7 separate regions of the Mus musculus genome follow, and regions 1, 3, 4, 5, 6 and 7 are each linked to region 2. Evidence: chromatin loops called from intact Hi-C (ENCODE). Cell type or tissue: heart. All regions are shown on one strand.

Region 1 (4,000 bases), 450 kb before region 2:
ATCCTTTATTAGAAAAGAAAAGGATGCCCACTTAGGGTGCTGAGTACCACATCATGAGATTCTAATCTCGAGCATCCCAAGGCTGGGTATCTGTTTCATTCTCTAGAAACCCTGACAATGACACAATCCCTGTGCCCTGTGTAGTGTGGCATCTACTTAAGAGCAGGCTGGCTTCTCACTACCCCAGAGCTTTAACGATGATCAGGGGTGGGGGTTAAGGACTTCTCGGAGATGCAGTGCTATTTGATAGTTAATTATTTGGCACCCAGTCTCCCCACTCTGTGTCTTACAACTATAAAAGGTAACTGTCATGCTCTCCATTTTATTGATGATTTTGGTTAAAAAAAAGTTCATAAAATATATTCTATACTAAAACTAGAAAGTTTAACATGAAGTCCCACAGCTTATGATCTGAAACTTATTCTAGCTGTATAACAGTTCATTGAGCTTCATAACTTATGAGTCTGGTTAACTTTTGTGTGTAACTTTTAAAATAATAAACTTTGTAGAATGAAAACACACTGACAATGAGGAGACTGAAACTCATAGGAGTTTGTGAACTTGCATGCAACTCCCAACATCCGAGCGACAGTGCCAGGACCTCATTCAGGAGCCTTGGTTCTTGTTATGTCTGGGAGAATGGGTAGACCACAGTCTGGCGTCCACAGTGATCATCCAGTGATTCTTGACTCCCTAGGAAACTGCTGGACCCATAGCTGGGCTCCATTCTATTCCAGGAGTCAGTGGCACCAGTTTCTGTCTTCAACCAAGACCAAAGTTTCACTAAGACTCTGAATCCTCAATCCAGTGGAAAGTAGAACACAAGGAGTTTCTGAGAAGAACCCATGAAAGGGTGGAGAGGCGCTAAAAGCAGTAGCTGGGAACCCAGGAACAGAAGACAGGCATTAGTTGAGTAAGGGGCACAGATATGGGTATGGGACCTGTGCATATGTCATGGGCCTTAGTGACAGAGAACCGGGTTAAGGATGCTTCAGCCATCAGGAGGCAGGCCAGTCCTGCAAAAAGCCTATTTATGACAGAGTGGGTGGGATGCAGCTCCCTTCCTGGGATGTCTGTGAAGTATAAACAGAGCAGTTCTGGGAATCTAGCTGGAGGCAATGGAGAGAGAAATGTTCTCTTTCCAGACCCAAGAACAGATTGGAACAGAGGGCGGGATGGGCAAAGTTGGAAGTTATCCTTTGCACAGAATGAAGTTGCTCTGCATTCTTCTAATGGCAGCAGGTGCCCAGACGTGGCAGTAATAACTGGACAGGAATGTTTGTGTAAACAAAAGAAATATAAATAGACAGGAAAGAGTAAACCAAATATAACACCCCACCACTAAGTTCAAAGTCACTGTGAGATTGACAGACACTATTTTCAGAGGGGCGTGGAAGAGCAGGCAAGCACTATTTATAGACAAGGGATTGTATGTAAACTCTGACAGGCCATGACTGCTTTCTGCAGTGTGGTTCATGGTCCAGCTCCCGCTCGGATGGCCCATTGTTTTCTCATCCTCACAGGGAAGACAGCCAGAAAGAAGAAAGACCAAGGATGCTTGTCTTTTCCCATGCGCATGCCTGTACGTATACACTCTCCACACCAGCTCCTTTCTTCTCCATGGTCGCTGTATAACATGGCATTCTCCAAGGCTGACTTGACATGCCTTTCTAGATCCTAACACAGGTCCAGCTGGTGCTCCCTGCTCCTCCTCCTTAAGCACACATGGCACATCCCATAATTTCTTCTGCTGCTTTTCTGTTTCTGTAAGGGCTACCACCAGCCACGTGAGGATAAGGCTGCAGCTTATGTCTTCAAGCTAAGTAAGCACACAGTAGGAGAGCAGGGGAGGTTTGAATGGACAATGCCCCCCATCTGCTCATACACTCTGGTCATATGCTTTGGTCACAGTAACGTGAAAGACAACTGCAGTTTGCTTACTTTCTCACTGACCCAGAGGAAACCTGAGCTTGAATTGCACAGAGACGTTTTCTGTTTGACAACTAGGGTACCATGCTTGACTTCTTGCTCACAGGCTGACGGGTGGCTCTACTACTTACATTTGTTTGTACTTTCGAATTTTCTGACATCTTATAATAAAAGTGTCTATACTTATAATTTATACATTTTATCTACATTTCTTCTGCTTCCAAGTGACTCCTTGTTAAGAACAGCCCTAGCCATTTCCAGAATATGGACATTACATTTTTCTCCATCATGATATTTGCATCCATATTAACTTAGGAAGTCCCTGCTCTTTTGAGTCTTTTTGAGTCGTTTTCCTCCCCAGCTCCCCTTTGGATGTCTCCTAGCCAGAAGGGGGCAGCAGCCCCTTAGTATTTCCTTCCATTGGTTGGGAAATCCTTTGCAATACTCTGGAAAGAGATTGGAATAGTTATCTGGGATTTGCTGGGGAAGGAGAATGGGGGTCACATGACCAGCGTGCTAGAGAAGAATGTCTTCGGTGTGTCATTTGCTCACAGGTGCCTGACAATCTGGTCTCATTGGATGACATTAGAGAACTCAGGTCTTTGATATTTGAAGACCCACGCAAAGTTCTGGGGCCCTGAAAGCTGAGAGGTGCTAGATAGGATGCAAAGTGCATAAACAAAGGGCTGTCTGGGTAGGACATTGTTGCAATGCACCCCCTATTTTGTTGAGAACGGAATCTGAAAAAGATCCCTAGGGGAAAGGTGACATGCTGCTCAGTCAGGTTTTTTAGAGCTAGGATTGCCATTGAAGTTTGCCATCTGGGTCCATCAAGAGCTTCTCTGACCTCTCAGGGAATGGTGGTGGCAGATGAGGTATTAGAATTTAATTTCTATCCAAGACAAATCCCACAAGTCAAATTAGCGATCTGGTAGGTGCTGAGTCCATTGACTTCATTCCATCGAACAGCCATAGGAAAAGTGTGGGTGCTTCATGCAGGGACAGAAGCTGCCTGGTGTTCCAGGTCACATAGGAAGTGGGCAGAGAACAGAACTGGCTAGAGATCCCCAGGGTGTGGAGTGGGAGATAGAGTCCTATGAAATCCACCCCCTCCCCCACGTACACTTCCTTCTCTAATTCTACCTGGTTCAAATCTTTAATATGTAGGGTGACATTTTCCCCAAAAAACTATTAATAGAAATCAAAGCAGCAGGGAGATAGATGTATTTTTTCAAGGACAAACTCTGTTGTTCTTTTCCAAAGAAACAGAAGCTGAGAGACGTAAGGAGAAGGAAAGATGCACCCATATAAGTTGGCTGTGCTTTGGAGGTTGGTGTGGTCAGAATGGGTGGGTCACATTGTCCCATGTGACTGAACTGCCCTGTGGGTGACCCAAGTGAATTCCGTCACTTCAGCTCTGCTCTTGAAGAGGAAATGGAGACCAATTCAAGGAAATGCTGGAAATGGCCCTGGTCTAGTTCAGCCTGGGGTCAGCCTTGAAGCCTACTCTCCTTGAGTGGCACATTTTCAGTGCATGTTGGACAAGTAGGCAAAGCTGTTCATTTTGCTTTCTTCCTCTTCTGGGCCCCTTCAGGCTGGCGGCCTCTCTACGTGCTTGGGAAATCGAGCATTCTAAGGCCAGTCTGTGCTCCCAGATCTCCTCTTGATAAGCGTTTACCTCCTAGTGCTCTTCCGATCAGTCTTTGCTCTGCATTTCCTGGTCTTTGCGGTTTGTCAGCTTCTTCCCATTGCTTGAGCTTAGTTGGCGTGTGTTAGGGTGAATTATGAGAGCTAAAAGCTCCCAAACCTCTGGCATGCTGGAACAGTTCCCTGAATGTGGCTCTATTGCAAACTGCTGTCATCATAGTTTTTATCAAAAACATCTCTTGCCCCCAGGACACGACTGTTTTCAAAGCATTTCTGTCCAAAGTTGCTTGTGCAGATACTCAGGAGATTATTTCTTCCATCTCTGTCTAGTTCTCGGCGAAGGATTTTTTTAGCAGTGTTTTGGTGTGTACAAATCTCACTCTCTAGTGTGATTATGAAAACCGAAACCAAAGCTTTCACACTC
Region 2 (4,000 bases):
ATTTTCCTTCCTTCTCTGTTTTGGTGCCTAAGAATAGCACTAAGCACACAGTTGCACTCATTAAATACTTCCTGAGTGAAGAATAAACTCTCCAACAGTGATATGCTCCTTATGGGAGGCCCCAAAGCACTAAATCAATTAAACTTTCTATCATCACATAGAACACATCACAGCTCAATGCACCCTTGAATAACCTGTCATGCCTTGGGCTTGTTTGGCAGCAAGAGGCAAACGAATTTAGACTGCTAAGCTTTGACAGCTCTTCACTTTGTTTTCAGAGTGAGGAACTGAGTTTGATGATGTCTAGGCCAGCTAAAAACATTTATGTTTTGGCCAAGGTCTCCTTACATAGCCCAGGCTAGCCTCAAATTTGAAATCCCAAATTTGACTCTATCTCCAGAATGCTGGCATTACAAGAATGTGACACCAGATCTAGCCCAGTTTAAACTTCCTGTCCCCAATAATTAGGATGCCAATATTAATAAAGACAACAAGCTCTAGCCAGGTCAGGAATAATTCTTCCAGTGAGTTCAGAAAATGATGATGATTCTTGCAGTTTTTAAAAATCAAATAATCCCCTTCTCTGCAATGCATATGTCATCCTGCTAAGGAAACTGAGTGTTAAACTCACAGTCTTCTTAGCTACACAAGGCCTCACAGTAAAGAGGGACTGGTGTTAGTGACCTAAAGTGGTCCTTTGATGACCTTTTCTGAGACCTTCAAGCTTAAGTTGCTAATCTGACTCCACCAAAAACCAATCTCAGGCTCTTCCCTCAACTTTTTCCAACACTGCCAACATCATTAAGTTCCAAAATAAGGAAACAAATAAATAAAACACAAAGCTTTCACAATCACAGGGTAGTGCAGAAAGAGTAAGTGCAGCATCCACAGAGACAAGGAAGGCTGTGAGCCCAGCTGGCTCTCCTCTGTGGCTTCCAGACACTGATAGCATTCAAGAGACGCACTCTCAACTCAATAAGGCCACCACACCCACCACCACCACCACCACAGTTATGCAGCCAGCTCCTCTGCACTATACCTTCAAGTTCTTGGTCTGGCTAAGTACACATCCCTCTCGCAGGACACTGTAACTTATATACAGTGACCTCAGTATTAGGAAAGTCTTTCTCCACCATTCAGCACTATGGCCTCACTTTTGTCAGCCCCTTATTATCCCACAGCATAAAAAAAAAAAAGCCCACCTTACACACACTCACTACAAGATCAAAATGCACACAGTCCCAGACAGGTGGTCCCTCAAAGAAATTACCATAAACAAGATGGAGGCAAAGTTCATCAAGTATCCTGGGAAACGATCTTTCCAAGTCAGTTTATCTTCATCATCCTGAGGTGAAACAAGAGAAAGAGACAATCAGAAGGCACAAAGAACAGATATTCATCAATTTCTATTTTTACATAAATTTGCATGCCAACCATTTGCTGCTTTATGGATATTTCTGTAGTCACTGATGTCATCTTACTCTCAATATCAACAGTAGCCCTCTTAATTTTGATTGATAGCATACACCTCAAATCCCAGGACTCAGGATGCTAAGGCAAGAAGATCGTGACTTTGAGCCCAGCTTGGGGTTCAGGGAGAGGCTGTGAATCATAGCCCTGAAGATGTTTAGAATTGAGACAGCAGCTCTGGCAACCACAAAAGACCCTGAAGACCATCTGCAGCCATGTTTGCAAAGTGCAGAGAAAATAGCAAAGAACATGGTGTTAGCCTGCAGGGAGCCACTCATCAATGCATGCAACAAGTCAGACTCAAACTTAGCTCGGCAGGACCCCAGCCCCTGCTCCCTTTCCTCTCCATCTCATGCTGGTCTCAGAACAGACCTGATTTGGCTCTAGCAACAGTGCCATCTAGCCTCGGAAAGCCTGTACTGTAGGCTGAGCATCTTCTCTGCCTACAGCTTCTTTCCATCATCCTTTGTGTGTCCATAGTAGTGCCAGACATAATAAAGAGACTGAAGAAAGTCCTTCCAATTGATTATTGTCCTTGAGGGTTCACAGCCTAGAGTGACAGTGACAGTCCAGACACCCTTAAAAAGTGAAGAATCACTCATTAGCTCGGGAGTGAGGGCCAACTAGGGAGGGAACTATGGGGGCTGTAAGGAGAGGCAGGATTTGTCTTGTGCATTTGGACCAAGAGTAGGGTTGAGCTGGCTTGAGGGGCAATGCTAAAATGCTACTATGGTTGGGGTCATTTAGTTCTTAGTACTTTCACTTGAAGATCGTGTATAGAAGTCATTTTACTTCAGTTTTCATAATGACCAGAGAATGTGGTCTCAGGCTCCCAGTCTAACAAGCTTTGCATCACACCATAAGAACAAACTCAGTTCTAGATGGTGACCATTCTGAAGAGATGAGACTCACAGAAACCTGTTTCCCATCAGACTGGGAATGAATAAGATTTATTCACATTCTCCCAAGTGACGCCGAACAGAAAGAGGGTGTGGGATGCCTTCTTTCCATCCATACTCTGGGTTCAACAGCACTCCACGGCTTTCCTATAATACCCTGAATATATTGTCAAGGAAGTCTCAATATAGGCTGCTGATGACACTGCCCCAAAAAGAAAAATGGACTCATGGAGGGGCTCCTCTGTCTGTGGTCTTCCCAGATACAGCTAAGAGCTTGATAAACACACTTGGGTCCAGTCCACTCATCAGACCCAGCCTGAGCACTTGTGATGGAACAGACTCTGGGAAGATGCTGAGAACACAGAGAGGAGAAAGCCGGAGAGGGCCAGAACTAGTGTAAAGACCTCCAGGACCACAGAGACAAGGAAGCCAAGATGAGTTGGACAAAGAAGATGGTTTTCACTATTTTATGTGAAAGGAGACAAGAGAAGAGCATTGAGTTAGATGTCCTCGAAGGAGAAAAGCATTCACTGTTGACAGAGATAGCCTTGTGTTTGTTGGAAGATCACCCCTTTTATGTTTATGGTGATGGGGTTTTGTTTGGAAGGCACACATCCGATCACACACATAGTTCTTACATTCAGACATTATCCAAACACAGGAAGCTGAGAGGAAAGTCAAGATTACACACTGTCCTCCAAACTAGGTTACTAGTTAAGATAACAGCAAAAACAAAAAAAGTAGTTTATTTGTTTTGTGTGTTGGTTTTAGAAATGAGGTCTTCTTACATAACCCAGATTGGCCTTGGATTCATAATCCTCCTGCCTCAGCCTCCTGCTTGCAGGGACCTCAGACATGCACCATTTACCTGGCACGAAGCAGTTTTTAATGATAGGAGCTCGGCACTAATAAAAGAAGCCAAGGCAATTCTGCCATTCACAGGTCCATGCAAGGTGTGAGATTCACTGTAAAAGGCTATCCACTTCCTAAAAGTCACATGACCAGGGTGTGGCACAGCAGAAAGAGAACTAGAATTGGAACCAGAACATGTGACCTTCCCTGCACTTCTGGTGTGTGTGTGTGTGTGTGTGTGTGTGTGTGTATAGGCCATGGGCCGACTTCTGGTGCTCTTCACCTTTTTATTGGGATAGGGTCTCTCATTGGCTTAGAACTCACCATGTAGCTTAAACCAACTGGCCTCCAAGCCCCAGAGACTCTTATACCTCCCCATCCCCCAGTATTGATATACAAATGCACCACCATGCCTGTTTTACTTTTTGTTGTTGTTATTTAAAAATAAAAATATGGGTTCTGGGACTGAACTTGGATCCCCCGTACATAGAGAGCAAGTGCTTTACAGACTGATCCATCTCCACAGCCACACAGCAGTTTCCCTACTGTAAAATAACCATATCCCTTGTTTGTAAAGCAGTTGTAGACATCACACTAAATTAGCATGTGTTTTGAAAAAGCCCATTTAAGAGCATTGCAGGCATACCAGGAGAACTCCTAGACTGTCCTACCTATAACATGAGGATAACAAAGCCAGTCTCACCAAAGTGGCAGAGGTATTGTGAGGGTCACATGAGTGAATGCACAGGACAGAGCTTTAGGAACTGTTTGGCGAATAC
Region 3 (4,000 bases), 420 kb before region 2:
TTTTCGATGCAGCCCAGGCTGGTTTGAATTCACCATCATTCCCTGGGCTTCTAAGTGCTAAGATTGTGTGCAGGCATGACCATGCCTTCCTTGTTCGTCCCCCACTGTTGCAGGATTTTCCCTGTCTAATCACATTAGGGCAGTGGGAGGCTTGTGATTGGACAGGAGAAGGGAGGCAGAGCAAGGAGGTGAGGAGACAGGGAGAGAGGTCTGAGGAGGAGAGGAAGAACCAGAATGGAGGCTGACAAGGTGTTATCAAAAGGTTAGAATAATTGGGTTAAAGCTTTATCATTATCACTTGGCTCTGAAATTATTGTATTGGCATCTTGTAAAGTGTGTTATTATTGATACATAAATCTGATTGGCTAAAAAAAAAATCCAGAAAGATATCTCCAATGTTCGTGATACCAAAGCTAAAGTTAGAAGGAATGAAAGAATTTTGCTGGAATAAGAGGCCATGTGTGGGTATGGGGATAAAAGCTCAACCAGGATGTCAAAGATGATCTAAACTGTGGTCCATTGTAGCAACAGGACTTGAGTGTGGACAGTGAGGGGGTTGCAGTTGCGTGGATGCAACACAAAAATTATAAGGCATATGGAGTGTAATGCTGGAAATTATAGATCAGATTTTTCTGTAAGTTTATTTATAATGGACAGGTTCTCAGTTGGAAACTACTGGTTTGACTGACATGTGTTTGTGGGGCTCCTGCCTACCCTTTGAATCCGTGATGTGTTCCACACGTGCCTTGAGGAACAGGCAGACACACAGGCAGTTGAAGTGGAGGTGGTCAGTGCTATTCTAACACATGCACCGTTATAGGAGGCCCTCTGCCAGCTGCCTGCCCTGTTCAGGGGAGAGTCTGAATGAGGGTGCTCCAGGGGAGCACTCTGCCAGCCTGGTGGCTCAGGGGAGAGTCTGAATGAGGGTGCTCCAGGGGAGCACTCAGGGAGAGCAGGAGCGAACCTGAAGAAGGGTGAGGAAGTACCAAGTGGCTCTCCCTATTGGTGCTGGGCTGGATGGGGCACAGGAAACCATATAGCCTCACTGTGCAGGCAGTGGGCAACTCAAGGTGCAAACCCAAACCAATATGTGTCCGCTTATGGTCTCACAGGCATCTGTGAACTCTGGAAACTTTACCTGGCTGGTTACAACTAGAAGCTAGTAGAGAGCAAGGAGGGACTATACCATACGATAATACCCAGAGATCAACTTTTTAAAAAAACCCTTAAGATTTCGCTCCCTGCAGCCCATTCATCCTGTCATGATGACCCCTAACCATGCCCTGACTCAACCTTGGCCCAGATCAGAGGAACTAAGAGGATGAGGTTTGCATCTCACTGGCCACCAGGACATCAGGGAAGAAAGGAAGCAGAGGGGATCTTTAGGAAATAAAAGTGAATAATTCAAAGCACAGACCACCACAGCAGACTTACTTCTTTCCCCCTTTTATAAGAAGCAGATAATCTGAGGCCCAGAGGGAGAAATTATTAGGCGGCCCTCTACTCTATGTGTGGACATGGCATTAGGGAAGTGGGAAGCAACCTGAGGTTAGGGATAGAAAAGGAAGTTCTACTGATAGAAAGAAGGAGAGAGGGAGAGGGAAAGTGGAAATCCTCCTCCTCCTCCTCCTCCTCTTCCTCCTCCTCCTCCTCCTCTTCTTACATCATCATAGTTGTCGTCATCATCATCATCACCACCATCATCATTTGTTTGTTTGTTTGTTTGTTTTTAGGATCTGGCCTCTGGATTTAACCTCGGCCCCTGTAAGTCACCTTATTCTTTATACCAACAGCCTGTGTATGTAGCAGGAGGAGGGAGGCTGAAAACAGTGACCACTAGAGGGTGCTCAGCTTCCACTACATGCAAGTGTGTGTGTGTGTGTGTGTGTGTGTGTGTGAGGGTGGGATGTCTATAGAGGAACTACCCAGTAATAGTATGACTGACTATTGAAAGCTTCCGGATGTGAACGATGATAAAGGGCTTATTGCCAGGGAAGAGAAGGGTTCATTAGAGCTCAGAGACCTTTGGGAAACCACCACGCACAAGTAGTGGGCACCCTGGAATCCTGAGGATGGCCAGAACACAAAGTTTAGGTGGGAACCCCTAAAGAAGGGTATACAAGTCTTATTTTAAATGGTTCTTTCTAAAATGAGTATATATCAATCAAACCATCTTAGAAGCCCAGCACGGCTGTGAGTCCCAGCAGGGCACCCTGGGTCCTCTTCCCCCGTGGGTTAAATTTGAGGAGCTAGATGTCCTAAGGGACAGCATCTCAAGGGCAGGGATGATGAGGCTGAGAGGTGCCTAGAGGCTGGCTGTGAGTGCCTCCTGCTGGGGCACTATGGGTTTACTTCTCTAGGTACAAGGTAACTAGCTGCCTTGTGTGGTCTCCTGCCCAGGCTATAAGTGACCTTCTGGCTTCAGCTCACCAGGAGGTAAAACTATCCCTATCCCTTAAAAACTGTCTAAGTTACACCTGCTTTGGAAAATAAGAAGGATAATTGGATCTCACTCTGTGGCAAACAGCCGTCACCACAAACTAACTGTGTTCTTAATTATGGAGAAGAAACCGGGATCAGGGATCAGCAGTGGGATTCTCACCTGTCCCTGTCTGTGTCCCCATATGCAAGCCACCACCATGTCTCCCAGGAAAGGAGAAAAAGGGCTAGTCATTAACTGACACCCATGGGATCTGAAGGATACCAGTGGCTCTCCGGCCACAACTCGGAGGCAATGATGAGATTGCTTTTGTGTACTGCAGGCAACGAGCCCGTGTTGATGACAGGCCAGAGCTTCACGCCTAAGATAAATGGCTTTGAGGAGGGGCCTGCAGTTGTGGTTTTCCCTTCTACTCGAGGTTCATCCCCAGGTCTCCTGGCACTTTAGAAAATGAGCTGCTGTAATTCCATTCTGCTCACACAGCCTTCCATGACCTGTCCCAGTTTCACTCTAATATGGCAGCGTGCTCTGTCACTCAGAATGCCGGTGGAGGCCTCTGCAGCTTCTCCTCACAGAACCTTGAGGGAGTTCTGTTTGGCCACGTCCTAAGGAAGAAAAGCTGATGGATCCAGATGACACTTTCCTCACATTTGGAGGCATCAGAGTGGGAGAGCTCTGAGCCCTGGGGAGTGTGGATGAATAGTGATCCTGCCTACAGTCAGGAGAACAGAGAGATATGGCAGGACCTGACCTGAAGACCTCTGCTCTCTTGGTTATTGTTGTTGTGGTGGTGGTGGTTGCTGCTGCTGCTGTTGCTGCTGGTAGTGTTGCGGGGAGAGGAGGAGGAGGAGGAGGAGGAGGAGGAGGAGGAGGAGGAGGAGGAGGAGATGGTGGTGGTGGTGGTGGCGTGTGTCTCTTTTGCCATGAATCAAACCTCGAGCCTTCAGCATGCTACAACCCCGAAGCTACATTCCTAACACTTGGTATTTTGAGACAGAGCTTATTTGCCTGACTGACTGTCTAGGCTGGCTTCAAACCTGCCAGCCGTGTGCCTCAGCCTGAGTGCTGGGATCGCACACATGCACCACTGCTCTCGATCGCCCTCTTTTGAAACGACCAAAGTTATCTGTGATGCTCCGGATTCCTTGGTTTCTGGAGCAGCTTTCTCTATCTAACAGCTCAAACTTACTCCACATCTTCTGCCACAAAAGCGAAAACAACACCATCAGTATGGTTGCGTGTGGGGTTCCAATACTCTGTTATAATCATAACATGCAGTTACTGGTTATTTATTGCTATGTGACATGCTCCTCTAAGACTTGGTAGGATTAGAACAACAGTCTTACAGCTACCCTGTGGGTGAAGAGTTTGAGCTGTGAACTCATTCTACTCCTGTTAGGATCATTCAGTGGGATGTCCTGGACCACCCAACACCAAACACCTAGTATTTGGATGTCTGTGTGTGCCTAGAATGCTGGGGCCACCTGCCTTTCCCCAGCATCCTCAAGGCATCTCTGTGTGGCACTCGCAACAATGAAGTTGGACCCTACATGGACAGCT
Region 4 (4,000 bases), 87 kb before region 2:
ATTTGATCCTTTGGCTTCTCCATCTTAATTCTCACTTCCATAAGTTCCTCCCACAGGCCAGTCACATCTCCCACTGCCATTTAAGATCAGACAAGAAACTGCTGAGTTTGAGTGTCTGTCTCTCAGTCTCTTTCTCTCTTTCTCATTTTCTCTTTCTCTCTATCCCTATCTCATTTTGTCATCAATGACTAATGCATTTGTAAGGTTAGTTGTATGGGCAGGGTTTGCAACAGCAAGACTTCCATTTATCTCACAAGAAGCCAAACTTAAATACAACAAAGCCATGACCATTGTTTTGAGGCAGGGACTTAGTAGAGAGTTTCTGAATCCTCCGGAGCCTTATTGAGTCGAACAGAATTCCATTCCCACAAGTGGGATCATCTGAGGTGGGTCCAGTCTGGAAGTCTTCATGCTGTGAGGAGGCACAGGATGAAGACTTAGCTTCTATTTATTACACCTGGTTTTTTGATATGAAGAAAATGTTACCAGGTGTGATGACGCACACTTTTAATCCCAATGCTTTCAGGAGGTAGGAGACTGGTGGAGTTCAAGGCCAGCCTGTTGCACATAGAGAGTTCCAGGCCAGCTGGAGCTCTGTAGTAGAAGCCTGTCTGAGCACACACACTCATAAAAGAAAAAGAAAAAAGAAATCCCGTTGAACTGATTCATACCAAGCAACCATTAGAAGGCATTTATTTCTGTCCTCTATAGGGAAAGTTTGCTGATGGCTAAGGAAAAGACCCAGTTCATCACCAGGCCCCTCCTCATCCCAGTCCCTGCCTAGGTATGGACCGCTTCTCTTCTCAATGTGTCTGACTCAGATTATGCCATTTGTGGAACCGGAATTCTGTTCAGCTCAACAAGGCTCCAAAGGATCCAGAAACCCTTTGCTAAGTTTCTGCCTCTAAACAAGGGCCACAGTTTTGTCATATTTAAGTTTGCCTTCCCATAAGAGAGATAGATGGAAGCCTTTTCTTTTGCAAATCCTGCCAACACAACCTACCAGCCTTATAAACGCATGAGCCGTTGGTTACAAAATGAGTCATAGTTGAGAAAAGAAAGGAAAACAACAGCACACACACAAGCTGGTTGCAAATGACCTCTTGGAGGTAAGTACTGAGGTGGCTTAAGCTCTTCTGTTTCTTTTGCATTTTCTAAATCTTCTTCCAGGACTGGAGAGATGGCTCGGGGGTTAAGAACATATACTTCTCTTGCAGAGAACATATGTTAGGGTCCCAGTACCCACACACGGTGTCCCACAGCTGCCTCAGACTCCAGCTCCAGCAGCCCCACCTCCCTCTTCTGGATTCCCATGGCACACCACTGCATGACACGTGCACACTTACACACATAAATAAAAATGAAAATTTAAATTAAAAAATGAATATTTCTCAGTGGACACATGTAATTTTAAAAATTAAACATTATTTTGAATCTATGCATGTGACTGCCTGTATTGTATGAACACAAATAAACTTATGTCAAGTATTAATATATCTGGATATAAACTAATGTGAGATATTTATACACTATATCTGGGAAGGGAATAAGATAATGAGTGACCTTATCTATTTTTTCTTCCTTCATTATTTCTGAGTTTTATTCACAATGTTTCCTCACGAAACCATAGAACAACAATAATTTTCTCAAAAGCCAAGAGAGGGAATTTTAATGTTTGCTCTGTTTTTAAGACCTCGGCTACCATTTCTCTACCCAAAGTAACAAGCATTCCAGAAAACTCTCTTTCTTGAGTACACTATCTCACTGCTACTGCTACTGGGATAAATAAAGCACTGGCATCCAGTGGTCTGTCTGGTAACAAGCATGAGCCTGAGCTTATCTGAGCCCAAGATGAGAGTGAGTGGTATAATCTCTCATGCTCCCGTGGTACTATGGAGGGCACTACTCAGTCTTTCCACAGTTGGAACCTGCATGGGGTCAGATTAGCTTGCCGTTCTGTATGCTGTGTAGACCTCCCCAAGTGGTTCTTTCAGACCTGAACCTGAGGATGTGAACCTAGGCTGCCACAGGCTTCTACACACTATTGGGCAGTGGGTAAGATTGAAGGTTAAAGCACCTATAGAATGGGAAAGAGTGGAGCCCCTCCCCCACCACTAACCTGTTCCTTTTCTTGACTTCCCTTTTTTTTTTTGCCATTACAAAAGAAAGGTTGTACTTCTGTTTGCTTATTATTTACCATATCATCTTTGCTCTACATTTACCATAAGCTTAATGGGAGTATTTCTTCTACTGGACAACGTCTCCTAAGTGCCTTTCCATATTTTGAGCAGGTACTGGGAGCACACTGTAGAACGGGTGAATCAGTAGTTACTGGGATAAAACAATTGCTGAGCTGTTCCTGCAGTGATAGAGACCCCCCATTACCAGAACAAGCTTCTCACAAAAGATCTCTCCAGAAGAGAAGAGATAGCACAACAAAGAGTTGACTGGTACAGAGCCTCAATTCTTATCCCAGGGATGGCTAATGCCCAGGATGCTATAAAATCACCATTATCGTCAGTTCTGTGTGAACAGCAGTCTTCTGTCTCATATGTGCCATCCTCTGTGGGCTTACAGATGGATGCGCCTTTAGGAGGATGCAGGAGTAAAAGCGCCCTAAGCCAAAGCAAGCAGGAAACCATCCCAATACATGCATTTTGAACTTCAAAAGATAATTTGGTGAACTACATGAAGTGACAATACATAACAAGACAGTGCATTAGGGAAAATTGTCAATGAAGAAATACATATGAGTAGAATGAGAGTCTGGAAGCCACAATAATTACCAATGCCAATTATACTTTGGGAAACTGCTAGCTAGGTTCTTGTCTTTTTCATTGTTATTTTGGATTGTGTGACTCTTGATGTACGAATTTTACCTTCATGCTCATATAAAAAAAATGTTTGCTGTACTTTAAGGCAGGAGGAAGTGGATCTCGAGAGTGTAGGGAGCTTGTGAGTGGAGCTGTAGTTCAGTCAGTGTCTGGTGGGCTTCCTGGTGATGGAGGCAACCCTTGACCATTAATTCTCATGGGCCCTGGAATCAGGACTACCATAAATGCAGATGTGAATCCCTGGGACTTCCCCTTGTTTCAAGCCTGGAATATTCATGTCATTAATTCTCATTGAAGTGATATTTTCCTCTCCTTGTCCACCACACACTCTATGGAAGAGCCTGTTGTCAGATGTTGCCACGTTTCTATGTTACTCTACTTAGGACCCAGGCTCCAGGGGTAGTTATAGATATTAAGATATGATACAAGTATGGTTAAGGGTAGTATTACGTGTACAGGGGTGATCTGGGGCATGGTTACCTGGAATTCTAAGAAGGACATTGTGTGCCTTACCATTACTACAGAAGAAGGGATTTAGAAACTCAAGAGGCCCAATCCTAGACACCATCTCACATTCTTAGAGTTTCCGGAAACATCATAGCCCTTTTCTGCTCTCCTCTGGTGCAGGCCCTTCCTTGTATCTGCTTATCAGGCATTAACTAGTCAGATTGCCCTGTGTGGACCTGGAGATGGGTCAAGACGATATAGTGTTGCAACTAGTCTCTGGGCTGCAGAAGGGGCTGAGAAATATAAGAAGCATGATTGACAGTGGTGAACATCAATGGCTTTTCCAATGACTGGCCTTTCTATCCAACTCTTTATGAAAATCTCCCCATAGAGTCCCAGAGAGCAACTACCAATTGACTATGTTAGCATTTCAATATGTACCTCTCACTACTCTATAGTGAATATAAAATACAGCTCCTACTCTTCCTTATAATGCCCCTTACCTGACCTGACTGCTCCCTTTTGCCTTAATAAAGGAAAAGCAAAGTTATCACCTCCTGTTAACATTGTTGACAGTCTTTCTGAGCCAGCCCATGGATAAGCTCTAAGTGCACCTACACTTGCTATGTCCTGCACTTCCTGTTTTCTCTGTTCTCCCTAGCATTTTTCCATTGCATTCACCATTATCTAAAATGACTAAACAACAGTTGGTTCGTCAC
Region 5 (4,000 bases), 200 kb before region 2:
TAGTTCCATCCTGTGTCTAGCAGACCTGTTTCTGCTGGTTTATAAGGGACTTCCATTGGGTTCAAGAGTGAGATGCAGCTGTAAAACTCACCTGATTTCACAACAGGTGTGTTCCAGCGCTGAGAAGAAGCTTGGCTCTGCCGACACCCAGCTGGTTGTCTAGGAGAGCTTAGAGCCTTCCTCCCTGCATAGGACTCAGACTAATGGTGAACTTTATATAGCACCCTTTCCTTCCATGGGCCTCTGCTTCCTGATCTGGAAAAGAAGGGAGCTGGACTCACTGGCTGATCAAAAGGACCTGCGGTTGTTACTGTTCTGTGTTCTGATGTTCTATGTCTCTACTCTTCTCTCTGCCTCCCTGTGGTTCACGCATGGGATTTTCAGGTACTCCTTCTGGCCTGGAGTACTTATGTACAGAAATGTGGAGGGGGTGGTGGAGGAAATTAAGTTATGTGATGCCAGATAAGTTATTGAACATATGGATGAGTGAATGTTTATGGGGTGCTGGAGAAGCAAGCTTGCCAGATTTGTGGCGGATCTTGGATTGCTAGCTGGGAGCATGGGGGAGAGGTTTATGTGGGATGAAATTGTCTGTGGGTAGCTAAATTCAGTAAGCTGTATCCAAAAGATACTCAACTGTGCTCCCTGAGACCAGTCCTGCCTCTGATGCTGCCAGAGACTGATTGCAACTTGGATATTCTTGGCCCATCCTGGGGCTTGTTTTCCTTGCCTATTAAATGTCCAACTTAAGAGCTTCCATGACTGCTGGAGTCTTTCCTGTCTTCTCAATAGATTGTAGGAATTTAAGGCTAGAAGATAAACCTAGATGGATGGATGGGAGGATGAATGGATCAAGAAAAGGACACCCTTAGAAAGTTTACAGGTGATGGGAAATAGCCTGATGCAAAACAGATAGGAGTGGCCAAAGCATGCGACTGTTCCCGAACTGGAGGCATGTGTGCATGTGTGTGTGTGTGTGTGTGTGTGTGTGTGTGTGTGTGTGTGTGTGTTTATGTTGTGGTTTGAATGCTCATCTCTCCAGTTTCACCAGTAATATTAAAATCATCTTAGACACGTTTGTTTCTCCATTACCTTCCTAAGAGAGGCCTCCCTGCATTCCCCCCAGAGAGCCAGGGGGCTCCTTTCCCAGCACCCTCTATGTTATAGCACTTAACAGCCTGGGCTGCATTTGCATTCCTCTCTTCTTACTAAAGGATGAAATTCTTGAAGAGGGGTCTGTGCTTGTCATCTTCGTGTTCACCAACACCTGGATGGTCTGCCGCGGAAACGCATTGACTGAATGCATAGACATATGAGGGAATTGTTGGTGAGCTTAGTGGTAGATGGCAACAGGGACTGGGCTCAGAGATGTGATGCACCTTGCCACGGGTTCAAAACCCGTGTCCTCTGTTATTCTCTTCTGCTCTGTCCCAAAAGTTAGGTCATAAATGCTGACTGCTTACTTGCCAGGAAAGGCTATTTTGGCTTTCCTTTGGACCCTTTCCCTCATGCCCTAACCTACCTACTTCTGTATATTTGGGGTCTTGGTCTTGGGGAAGTGGGTGCCACTGTACATGAATTGGAGTAATCCCTTTGAGATATTTAGAAAGTGGGTCTGGATACGTGTGTAAAGATAATTCAGTGTGTGTCCTTGCTGGTGGCCCTGTGCTAGATGTTAGAGAAGATGCAGAAAAGGATGAGGCCTTGACCTGCAGGGCTGAAAGTAGATAGGAACAAGTCATGTTATAACAAGACTCCAAGGGAAAGAACAGTGAGTATTGAAGGGGGAAGGAAGGCTCCCTGAGTACGGCTATGTAGTGTGAATGAGATAAAGCGTCCTCTCCATTCACTTCTGTGTGACAGGGGTTGCATCACTTCTGAATTCCCAAGGGCCTGCCTGGGGTAGAGGAGAGGATTCTCGGAGCCTTTGGTTCTTCATGGCAATAGTCTGGGGAACATTCTGGACAGTTCAAGAGGTGGCACTCTGGGCAATGTATGAGCTCCCAAGGTTGCATTCAGAAGTGTCCCCTTTTGCCGCTGAATCAGCGTAATGAGAAGGAAGTGGGAAGGCAGCAGATCCTCCTCTAAGAATTGTTTCCCTGCCCCCTCCACTGACTTATATGCATCATCTCTGCGGCCACTTCGCACATAGGGACAGACTGCCATCTACTGTCCACTTTTATCCTCTGAGTCCTTCCTTTTCAGCCAGCTCCTTGTCCTTCCTTCTCCTCATCTTTCATCGTTACAGATACCACAGGGAAATAGACAGTAGGTGCTTATATGATAGTTTCTGCACAACTTAGCACACCATGATAGGTGGTTTTCCTCTCCACTTGGTGTTGTTTAAAAGGGGCTGCCTGGCATCTCTCTAGGCTTCCTAGGGTTCGTTAGCAGGAATACCATGCGAAAGGCAGGATCTCACCACCATGACCTTGGGGTATCCTTAGGAGATCGGAAAGCTACCCAGTAGGATGAAACACAGTGTATCTGAAAAAATGAAGATGACAGCAAGGACTGCAGTGGCTGTGGGGTTTACAGGAAAGTCCTTGCAGGGAAAAGGTAAGTGTGGACAGCTTGTCCTGCATCTCCACTCAGTAACTCTACTGGTAGGAAAGACGGCCCTGGTCCTGAAAGCTTGAGATGTCTTACGATTGTCCCCGAGCCAGTTGCTGTTTGATGCTCCTGGAGCAGGAGTGCAGGCACTGTAGCAATGGAGGGAGCGTGAAATTCTCCCTGCTACTCCTGAGTACCCCTTCTCATACCTCTCCTAGACTTTCTTTCAAGAGCACGCCTGCCCAGTGCGGGAGACAGAGCATCAGTGTCCTGACTCAAGTCTAAGACACCGTCCTGTCTGAATCCATTTCCCCCAGTAAGCAACCAAGAGTCTGTTGGGGTTTCCTTTAGGCTGTTTGTTTGTTTGTTTGTTTGATTGATTGATTGATTGATTTTTCTTTAACACCAGTCTTCTCTCAAGCCCAGGGTGACAAAGGATTCACTTTGTAGCCGAGGATGAGCCATGTACCTGAGTTAGTAGCAATTCTCCTGCTTCAGCCTGCCAAGCTGGGATGATAGGCATGTACCACCATACCTGGCTTGGCTTGTATTTTAATTCCGGTGAGATTACTTTGGAATAACTCTTTGTCTTATTCTTCAGGTGTTTTTGTTCTTAGTGTTCAAATTGCCTCCAAGGGAATTTTCAGAGTGTTTCTTTCCTGTTCTTGCCCTTAGATAAGGAAGTGTGCCTATGACAGAGGGCGGGGAGGGGCAGGACAGGAAGAGGGGGTGGATTCTATTGGGTATAGGAAAGCCACTCAAGTTTGAGGATCAGGTTACTACTTAAAGGATCTCAGCACCTCACTACAGTCCTCACACAGTTTCTTGCTTTCTCTTTGGTTGCCCCAGTGCCCCTTTAATGTTGCCATCCCCTTTCAGATCTGCTGTAGTGTGACTTCTCCATATAACAGTCTTCCTGGATTTTGAGGGGACCCCTTGACAGAGATAAAGTTAAGCCAAGGCCTATTAGAAAAGGACGTTTTAATTTTTTCTTTATTTTTACATGTATGGGTGTTTTGCCTGAATGTATATCTGAGTGCCTGGTGCTGGAGGGCCCATAGAGGCCAGAAGAAGGTGTTGGATTCTTTTGGAATTGGAGTTACAGACAGTTGTAAATTGCAATGTGGGATCTGGGACTTGAACCCAGGTCCTCTGAAAGAGCAGATGAGCCATCTCTCCAACCCCTAAGATTAAGGTTTTGACCAAGAAGAGTCAGGATATGGGATGGTTAGATTCCAGATATTTATCTGGGATAGAGATAAAAGGAAAATTCTCTCAGACCAACTAATATAGAAAGAGATAACCAGTCCCCAGCAAATTGCTTGGTGCCAAGGATACCAGGAAATGGTGATAATTTTCAGCTGGCTTGTGATATAACTTGTAATGCTTGGTGAAAGCCAGGGCTTGAGGATGTAACTCCAGAGAGAGGAAGAAAACAGCAAGAAGT
Region 6 (4,000 bases), 330 kb after region 2:
AGCAAGGAAGTAGCCAGGGCAGGAGTCAATAGCAGGCCGGGGTGCGGCAGACATGGGCATCTTCTGCATTGTGTCTCCCTGTCGCCTGCCTCTATCCTGCTGGGTGTCATAACCTAGGACACGTTTGCAAAGACTTCAGAAACCCATGTCAGAAGCCCTGAGAGTATATACACCAGACACAGCCATGTCACACAGACAGTGTCTCCAGAGGGCATGGGAGTGTGGATGGCAACTAAAGGAGAATTATTTACCAGTGAACTGGGAAAAAGCAAGAGTCAAGTGTTCAGAGACAGGCAAATGATGCCCTTCTTAAGGATTCCCCGGGAGCTGGTCTGCTGCGGAGTGCTAACGGATCTTCCAGAGGACTCCTTAACGAGGTGAGCGATGCCTAGCTAAGCTGTTAGTTTTCAAAAATGGAGAAGTAAACTGTACACACATGTGAACCAAATTTCATGCATATGGAATATAGACGTCATTGTTGTTGTTGTTGTTGTTGTTGATGATGATGATGATGATGTTAACCAGGTAGTGAGCTGGGATAAAGGATACTGGGCATTTTTTTCCTTTTTAATTTTATTTTTTTCCCAAATGTTCTTTGACAAGTGGGTGTTATATCCATAATTGAAGAAAATGCATGTCATGTTTGACAAGAATTAATAAGCATCTAGCACCCTAGACTCCTCCAAGGACTGAAGAGAAAGGAAACATAGCAAAGCCACACTCAAATCATGTCCAAGACATGTGGGATCAGGTGACGCTTCTCCCAGGGTCACCTTTTCTAGTCTCAATGCTCTGACACGCTGTCCACAGAGGTTCCTTCCTCCTTCCTCAACCCCTCGGGAAGAGACTCTGTAGCCTGCTACACTTCCTGGGTCTGCTAGGGACACGTGGGTAGGGAAGGAAGCAAGACCTTCTGGCTTGGTGGGCTTAAGAAGAGTTGCCAAGGCCACCCTAACCCCACCACCATGATCCACTGCCACCTCAACCAAGAAGCAGCCCTGGATAACTGCACTGGTGGGACTTTATCTTGAAAGTAGTATAATATACGTTGATCATATACTCTCCCCTGTTACCCTCTCCTGTCCTTTGGGACAGCCTAGGGAGGCCCACAGCTGCTATTCTCCAGTAGTACCTGGCAAGCAAGAAGAGGGAGCTAGTCTGCATGATCCCCCAGTCCAGTGATCTGGTAAGATCCCCTGCAAGCCTGAGTTCCTAGACCTTTGAATTAAATTAGATCCTGGGCTTAGAGGTATGCAGAGGATTTCCATAGCAGAATCGTTGTTTAAAACGATATGTGTGCTCGCACACGCACACACACACACACACACACACACACACACACACACCCCTGCACTGGGGGGTGGAAAGAGTAATATTCTCTCCAGTTAGTACCACATCTCTCGGCCTTAGGAGGTGTCCTCAAGTCCCTTGCCCTGTAAGTGGTGGGGCAGTATGGGTACAAAGAGCTAGAAAGAAGCCAGTCCATTGTATCATTGGTAGTGTTTGAGCCTGCTGCTACCACAGTACTTAGAAGACAAGAAGCCTATGAGATCAACAGAGAAGGCAGCCAGTTGGTTGGAGCAAGGAGAGGCTGCAAACATCTCCCTTCAAGAGCCTTCCAAGGCTCACAATAAAGGATGGGTGGGTTACAGGATGTGAAGCTCACAAAGAATCAATAAAAAGTTGAAGAAGAAAAAAAAAAAAAAAAAAAAAAAGTCCAAGCTTTGTCAGTTTAGACTTCAGTCTGAAGTCTGCCACCTAGTGGTAAATATATGCACACTGCTACAGTTAGTGGAGATGGGTGGCTGCATTTACAAGAAGGGAACCCTACCCCTGCTCACCTGGTGTCTCACCTCTGACGGACACTCTCTGTCCTTCACCTGCGGGCAAGTGTGGCAACAGGTTCCCAGGCCTCCTGGTGTACATACTGTCTATGCTGACCTCCCTTCCAAGAGTCACCCCACTATCAAGAACCCTGCATGGATGCTGCAGGATCTCCATGCTCCCATTTCATCTAGGTGGGTCTATGTGCCCAGCTCTCCTCAAATGGACACCACACCAAATCCCAGCTCTTCAATAGGATAGCGATGCCACAACTGTTCTGAGTTCTCACTAGCTGGGTGCACTCTCCTCTGTGCCCTGATTTGCCTTAGTGTCATCACTATCTGGCAGGCTGCAATATCAAGATAGGGGCTCCGTGTTAAACAAGGGCCGCTATCAAGACAGCATTGATGTGGGGACTGGTGAGTGGGCAAAACATGGCCTTAAAGGAGAAGAAAAGGTTCCCAGGCACTGTGTGGACACTTCCTGACTTGAGAGAGATGGTATAGACACAAGATCCTGGTCAAAAACACTCAGAGAAAGCCTTAAAGAAATCCCTGGCAACTGAGAACCACAGAGATAAAGGGAATTGGCCAGGAAGTGGGCAAGCCAGGTAAGCAGCCATAACTGAGCTATGTAGCAAGTCACTGAAGCTGAAAGTCTGACCTGAAGGCAGCCACCTCTGCCCAGCATGTCCTTTGAGAATACGACAGTGCTGCTGACGCCTGTAGAAGACTGGAGAAAGCATGGCAGGGATACCCACCAAGCGCTATCAGCTCATGATTGTCCAGTAAGCCTTGTCCAAGCTCAGAGCCTCATCCTCAGTCCGTCTCAAGAACAAGTACAAGGCAGAAAAAAACTGCTTCGTTACCCTTCTCTGGAAATTGCTCTATTCCTCACTGTACTTGAATGCCAAACAGACTACTCACTCTCCAAAAATGTTTGCCGTCACCTGTCCTCAGTGGTTCTAATCCATCCATAGCCACAGCTCAATGTAACTGAGTCCCACCACACGTCGTTTAAGGGGAAAGCAATCCTATCGGATAACTCACACTAACGAGTGAGTGACTCTTCCTGTGGGGATTTGTCATGCTGTAAGCTTTTTATAAAGTCTTGTTCATTAACCAAATGAGCATATTCCCATCATATTTCAGTGAACCTGGTTAGGTGACAAATTGTGACTATGATAAGTATTTTTGAGAGAGATGGGCTTTCTTGGATCTTATAAATGCTTTTTACTTAACAAAGCATTCACCTCTCACGCATGAGGCCCCGTAAAATCTCTGGTGTCCAAAAATGAAGCTCACTCTAGACGGAACCTTGTACCTGGGATCTAGTTTTTAAGAATAATTTCCTGTGTCTTTCAGTTCCTGACAGGCCATTCCCTAATGTCAGCAAAACTGGGTACCAGTCTGAAAGATGTGGCTGCTAGATCTCAAAGGATCAATCATCATCTCCCAGACGATGATGCGACACATTCTTCAGAGGCCTGAGTATTTGCAAGCCAGTGTCCTGGCCTGAGGTCTAAGAACCAGGCAGGTTGAAGGATCCTGGCTCTGCCCTGGACTCCTACAAGGATCCAAAGCTGTGGATGGAGTGAGGGAAACAGGCCCATGGGCTGTGTTCTGCTGCTGACTAGTGGCGAAATCAGGTAATATCCTAACTTAAAGGAATGGCAGCTGCTCCAGGCAAAAAGTTCAGGAGCATTGTCAACGAAGAAAAAGTATTAGCCTGGGCTATCCAGTAAGTTCCAGACCGGCCCGAACTACAAAGTGAAGCCCATCACAAATATTCAAAACCATCAGGAAAGACTTGAGAAGCCCCCTTTCAGTCACCCATGGTTAATCTGCATGGACTTACTGTGACCGTGGTCACCATGACACCAATACAAAGCCACTGGAATGCCTATGACTCCCCTCTTTAACCTTCCCTCTATACCCTTCGAACCCAATATTACAGGTGAAGAAACAAAGATCTGAGGTGACTTGCCACTTGACTCAGTGTGGGGACCTAGGACTGGAAGCACCAAATCACCACCGCCGTGGTTCTTGCCACTTGTAAAATCTCCCACCCCTACCCCTTCGAGAAGACCTTGGGGCAGCTGCGGGCGGGGCGGGGGGGGGGATAATCTGCTGTCTGTAGTGGAGCAGAAGGCCTCAGCTCAGCAGGAGGCAGGCCT
Region 7 (4,000 bases), 210 kb before region 2:
CTCTCTCTCATGAAGTCCACATTAGGAAGTTAAATAAACTGTATGTATGTCCACTGCCTCATTCTGCTCACTTCTTACTGTCTGGGAAGACAAATACATATGTGAAGACACGTGCATGCACACAGGCACACAGTTATATTAGTAAAATATACATGGAACCCAACTAATAAATGCTTTTCTCTCTTTCTTTCTTTCTTTCTTTCTTTCTTTCTTTCTTTCTTTCTTTTCTTTTCTTTTTCTTTTTTCTTTTTTTTTTTTTTAGTTTTTCGAGACAGAGTTTCTTTGTGTAGCCCTGGCTGTCCTGGAACTCACTTTGTAGACCAGGCTGGCCTCTAACTCAGAAATCCACCTGCCTCTGCCTCCTGAGTGCTGGGATTAAAGGCGTGCGCCACCACGCCCGGCTAATGCTTTTCTTTCTAAAGATCAGAATCCCTCACCAGTAGACTGACCAAGATGTCCTTGTAAGGCCTGGGGCTTGCACTGTGACAGGTGTTATGCTGTAAGTTTCAAATTACTGGATTTACTTAGTCCTCCTAATGTACCTGGGAGACTCCTACTACTTTACCAACTCTCGATGGATTTTGATCAGCTAGGAAACCTGTCCGAAAACAATGTTGAGAAGGTTGAGAGCAATGTGAAACATTTGTCACTCTACAAAACCAACCCTTCCAAAAAAGATGTTAGACTGTGACTAACTTATTTATTTTTATGTGCATTGGTGTTTTGCCTGCATGTATGTCTGTATGAAGGCATCAGATCATCTAGAACTAGAGTTACAGACAGTTGTGAGCTGCCATGCGGGTGCTGGGAATTAAACCCACATCCTCTGAAACAGCAGCCGGTGCTCTTAACCAATGAGCCATCTCTCCAGCAGAATACCGCTTCTAATATCTCTACTAGATCTAAGCTGGTCCTTGGAGCCAACATGTGCTTTCCTAAGATGGCAGACATTTTAGAGAAAGCTAAGCTTACTGAATAAACATAGACACATCACCCAGCTACCAGGGACAAATAATCTCATGGGGGGGGGGGGGGATAATCCTCCCAAATAATGTCTCATATATGCTCCAGGGCATTTGGGGACCACTGCTAACTGGCAGGCTAGCCCGTGTGCTTAACACATTTGGCATGGGGAGCCAAAATGATACAGTGCATGGAACGCCCCGACCCTAAGTTCCTATTTCTAATACAGACACCTTTTGCCTTCACTTTGTTTTGGAAATGTAGACTTTCTGCCTTCCTCATCTGGAACAGCTGTCTCAGTGACTCGGGGATGGTGAATGAGAGCAAAAGTAAGCACAAGTGTTGTGGCTATTCAGCCTTAGGACCCTCCAGCAACAGAGGCAACTCAGAGATACTTTAGGATCCGCCAAGGCACGCTACTTATACAAAGGCAAGTAAAAGAAACAACACGAGGTCTAGCTAGCTCTGTGAGCCAAGGCTAACTGCATAATGAAGGGTACCTTTGTCACCTACAGGTCAAACGGGACCACTTTTCTCATTTCCTGGGTCAATATTCACCATACACACACTATTGCTGCATGAGAAACCCTTTCCACTCCAGGTAAGCGGATGGCAGTCCACTGAACTGCAATAGAAGTAAATGCAGTTTTCCAAGCTTTTCCACCTTCTCCTTTTTTTCTGTTTAGAGTTTCAACCACACTGTGGCGCTATTACAAAAGATAAGGGTAGGCCCAAGGCAAGCTCTAGGAATTTGCCTTAGGAGAGAGGGTTTTCAAAACCCTGCTTTCAGGAACCAGGGTCTTCAGATACAATAAGGAGAAAAATCAAGTCCATTGACCCAAAGGGACTGCCAACAGATTGGTGGCCAAAGCCAGAGCATCTGTTTAGAGAGTCCACGACTCAGTTAACAGAAGACATTGTTTTCCATGGAGTGTACACATTCTATTGCTTCCTGCCCTATATGCTAGTAACTCTAGCTACATATATGACTCTTAGCGTGAGTCTTTCTACAAAAACTATAACTCTCCAGTTAGAAACTTGGGTTTGTCTAGAAGTTGCTATAATTCTGACAGTCTTTTATCTGCCTATAAACAAGTGTGCCTTTTTGCCTCTTTTTTTCTGCCCTGCATCTTTCTTTGACTTCTGAACTCCTAGAAATTCAAAATGCCTTTAGAGTATCCTGAAGGCAAAGAGGACCTTTAGCCCTTCGCTGGAAAGAATGAGGAAGGAGAAGAAGAAAATCCTTAGTCAGGTCTTACATAAAGAAAAGGATAAGCGGTCTCCACGGGTTGAGGTGGGGGTCGGGGTGGGGGCAGGTGGATCACAGTTCTTCTACAAAAGTGCAGCCTTTGCTCTCAGCTGTTGCCTAAGTCTCTCCCTGTTCCCCTCTCCTTTCCCCATTCTCCGCCCTCCCCCCAAGACACCGCACATATTTGGCAAGATTAAGGTGTCACCTCTCATATTACAAGGCCTGTTGATTGCAGGCAGAGACAGACCCTCCTGCACCCTTGAGTTGGAAACAATGCACTCTTCCTGACGTCGCCCAGGTCTGGCAAAGGGAGGCGGCCAGCTAGTGCACCGCATCTGCAGAACAAATCGAAGTCTCGAACTCTGCTGCCTTTTCTTCTGACTGTTCATATTTAAGCTTGCCCCTCGTAGACCCCTCCTCCCTCCAGACCGCCAGTGACCGGGGAGCAGCCGGCGGCGGTGCAGCCCACACGTGTATTTAACCCGTTCCTTCCTTCCCAGAGAATCAAGCACCTCTTTGGTTGCAGTCTGTAGAGCCCCGGGACCAGGAGCTTGAGAAATGAGCCCCTAGAACTCCACTGGCAGAGAGACTGGCGGGAAGGGAGGGGGAAAGCAGGGGTGGGGGGAGGCAAGTGCGGGAAGTGGGGGAGGGCAGGGGCGGGCCAGAAGACCGCGAGAAAACCAGAACCTCACAGAGCACGCCCAAGCCAAACCTCCAAAGTGCTGTGTGGCAGGGTGAAGGGGAAAACTCTGCAGCCTGATCGGATCCGGAGGAAGAAGAAGATATTTTGGCAGGAGGGAAGTCCTTCAAAGGGATCGTTGGAGGTGACGTCCTTGGTGGGCCTCTGTGGGTGCTGCAGGCCATTTTCGATGTGGCAGCCCCCGTCAGCCAGGATAATGATGAGGCAGGTACAATCTATCTAGTATGCAGCCCCCGACTCTCCATCCTCTCTGGCCTCCTTTCGCCCCGCAGCTTCTCTCAGCCTTAACCGGTGGGTGCAATTCTGGCACTCCTGGGTGTGGACCAAACCTATGCATCTCCAAGGAATTTCCAGGTTTTGAACCTGGAACCTTGCTAAAGTACATTGCGAGTTGCTTATCAGACTTTATTAGGAGGCAAGGAAGAGGTGGACTATCAAATCGCCTCTCCTGCTGTGTGTGAGTCAAATGTCCTGACAGGAGGCAACTTGGAGAGTGGCAGAGGTGGGGGCGGGGGGAGGGGGCACTTGGACTTGAGTTCCACCTTGCAAGAATGGGGGAGGGAATGAAGGAGCAATGGTGTACTACTTTCTGGTTCTCCGGTTCCCCTTACCACTAGGATTCCCCCCTCCCCCTTCATTTCTCTTGGACCGCAGTTGAGCAAAATCTAGATGCTCTGACCACTGTAAAATCTGAGAGAATCAGCTCGGATCAAGTGTGTGTGTGTGTGGGGGGGGAATCTAATGAATAGCTAAAATAATCTACAAATAAGACCCTTGCCTCCACCCTGAGATCTTTTCCTCGAATGAATCTAGCGGTTGTGCAAGAGAGCGTCGCTACTTTCGGGGAGTCAGGAAGGGGTGCCTTGCTTGCCCTTTCTTCTGGGCAAATTGTTTTTGTACAAAGCGGCGAGTGCTGGGCAAATGCTCAGCTCCAGGGTCGGCTCCTACCTTGAAAGAAAGGGGTGGAGAAGTTAGGGAGTGTGTAGAACGTGGGGCTTTGGCTCATACCTCTCCTTTTCTTTCACGCACACTCTGCGCACACGCAAACCACCCCTTCCTCGGTTGCTTAGCACTCCCACCCTCACCGT

What was found. Peaks named below come from ENCODE experiments on the same cell type or tissue, not always from the same donor. Only the 100,000 strongest peaks of a DNase experiment are listed, where the experiment ranks them.
Region 1: it touches region 2 in a loop (5-fold over the local background); 7 of 42 quality-filtered maps call a loop at or near these places.
Region 3: a loop joins it to region 2, with 4 times the contacts of the local background. A loop is called at or near these places in 4 of 42 quality-filtered maps.
Region 4: a loop joins it to region 2, with 2.0 times the contacts of the local background. A loop is called at or near these places in 2 of 42 quality-filtered maps.
Region 5: it touches region 2 in a loop (3-fold over the local background); 22 of 42 quality-filtered maps call a loop at or near these places.
Region 6: it touches region 2 in a loop (2.9-fold over the local background); 4 of 42 quality-filtered maps call a loop at or near these places.
Region 7: it touches region 2 in a loop (6-fold over the local background); 22 of 42 quality-filtered maps call a loop at or near these places.

What each region holds. Positions count from the first base shown.
Region 1 is chr6:126,404,266-126,408,265 of GRCm38, reverse strand. No RefSeq gene overlaps it. Among named protein-coding and RNA genes, the nearest start is that of Gm33276, 40 kb to the right of the region's middle. In heart, a CTCF peak has its summit at 2,310 (motif pointing right); a DNase peak (open chromatin) is centred at 3,375.
Region 2 is chr6:125,953,044-125,957,043 of GRCm38, reverse strand. It overlaps Ano2 (anoctamin 2), which reads right to left. Exons shown (of 25, transcript NM_001364562.1): 15 at 1,271-1,345. Among named protein-coding and RNA genes, the nearest start is that of Gm24947, 71 kb to the right of the region's middle. In heart, a CTCF peak has its summit at 1,874; no DNase peak of the experiment used is centred here; H3K27ac peaks cover 525 bases.
Region 3 is chr6:126,370,012-126,374,011 of GRCm38, reverse strand. No RefSeq gene overlaps it. Among named protein-coding and RNA genes, the nearest start is that of Gm33276, 6.0 kb to the right of the region's middle. In heart, a CTCF peak has its summit at 1,819 (motif pointing right); no DNase peak of the experiment used is centred here; H3K27me3 peaks cover 496 bases.
Region 4 is chr6:126,040,298-126,044,297 of GRCm38, reverse strand. No RefSeq gene overlaps it. Among named protein-coding and RNA genes, the nearest start is that of Ntf3, 120 kb to the left of the region's middle. In heart, no CTCF peak of the experiment used is centred here; no DNase peak of the experiment used is centred here.
Region 5 is chr6:126,152,649-126,156,648 of GRCm38, reverse strand. All of the region lies in intron 1 of Ntf3 (neurotrophin 3), which reads left to right. Among named protein-coding and RNA genes, the nearest start is that of Ntf3, 10 kb to the left of the region's middle. In heart, a CTCF peak has its summit at 2,167 (motif pointing left); DNase peaks (open chromatin) are centred at 1,888 and 2,098.
Region 6 is chr6:125,620,410-125,624,409 of GRCm38, reverse strand. All of the region lies in intron 18 of Vwf (Von Willebrand factor), which reads right to left. Among named protein-coding and RNA genes, the nearest start is that of Ano2, 68 kb to the left of the region's middle. In heart, CTCF peaks have their summits at 1,769 (motif pointing left) and 3,451; a DNase peak (open chromatin) is centred at 1,902; H3K27me3 peaks cover 868 bases.
Region 7 is chr6:126,165,656-126,169,655 of GRCm38, reverse strand. It overlaps a transcript of Ntf3 not described here. Among named protein-coding and RNA genes, the nearest start is that of Ntf3, 2.7 kb to the right of the region's middle. In heart, a CTCF peak has its summit at 1,650; DNase peaks (open chromatin) are centred at 1,635 and 2,645; H3K4me3 peaks cover 1,963 bases; H3K27ac peaks cover 1,657 bases; H3K27me3 peaks cover 935 bases.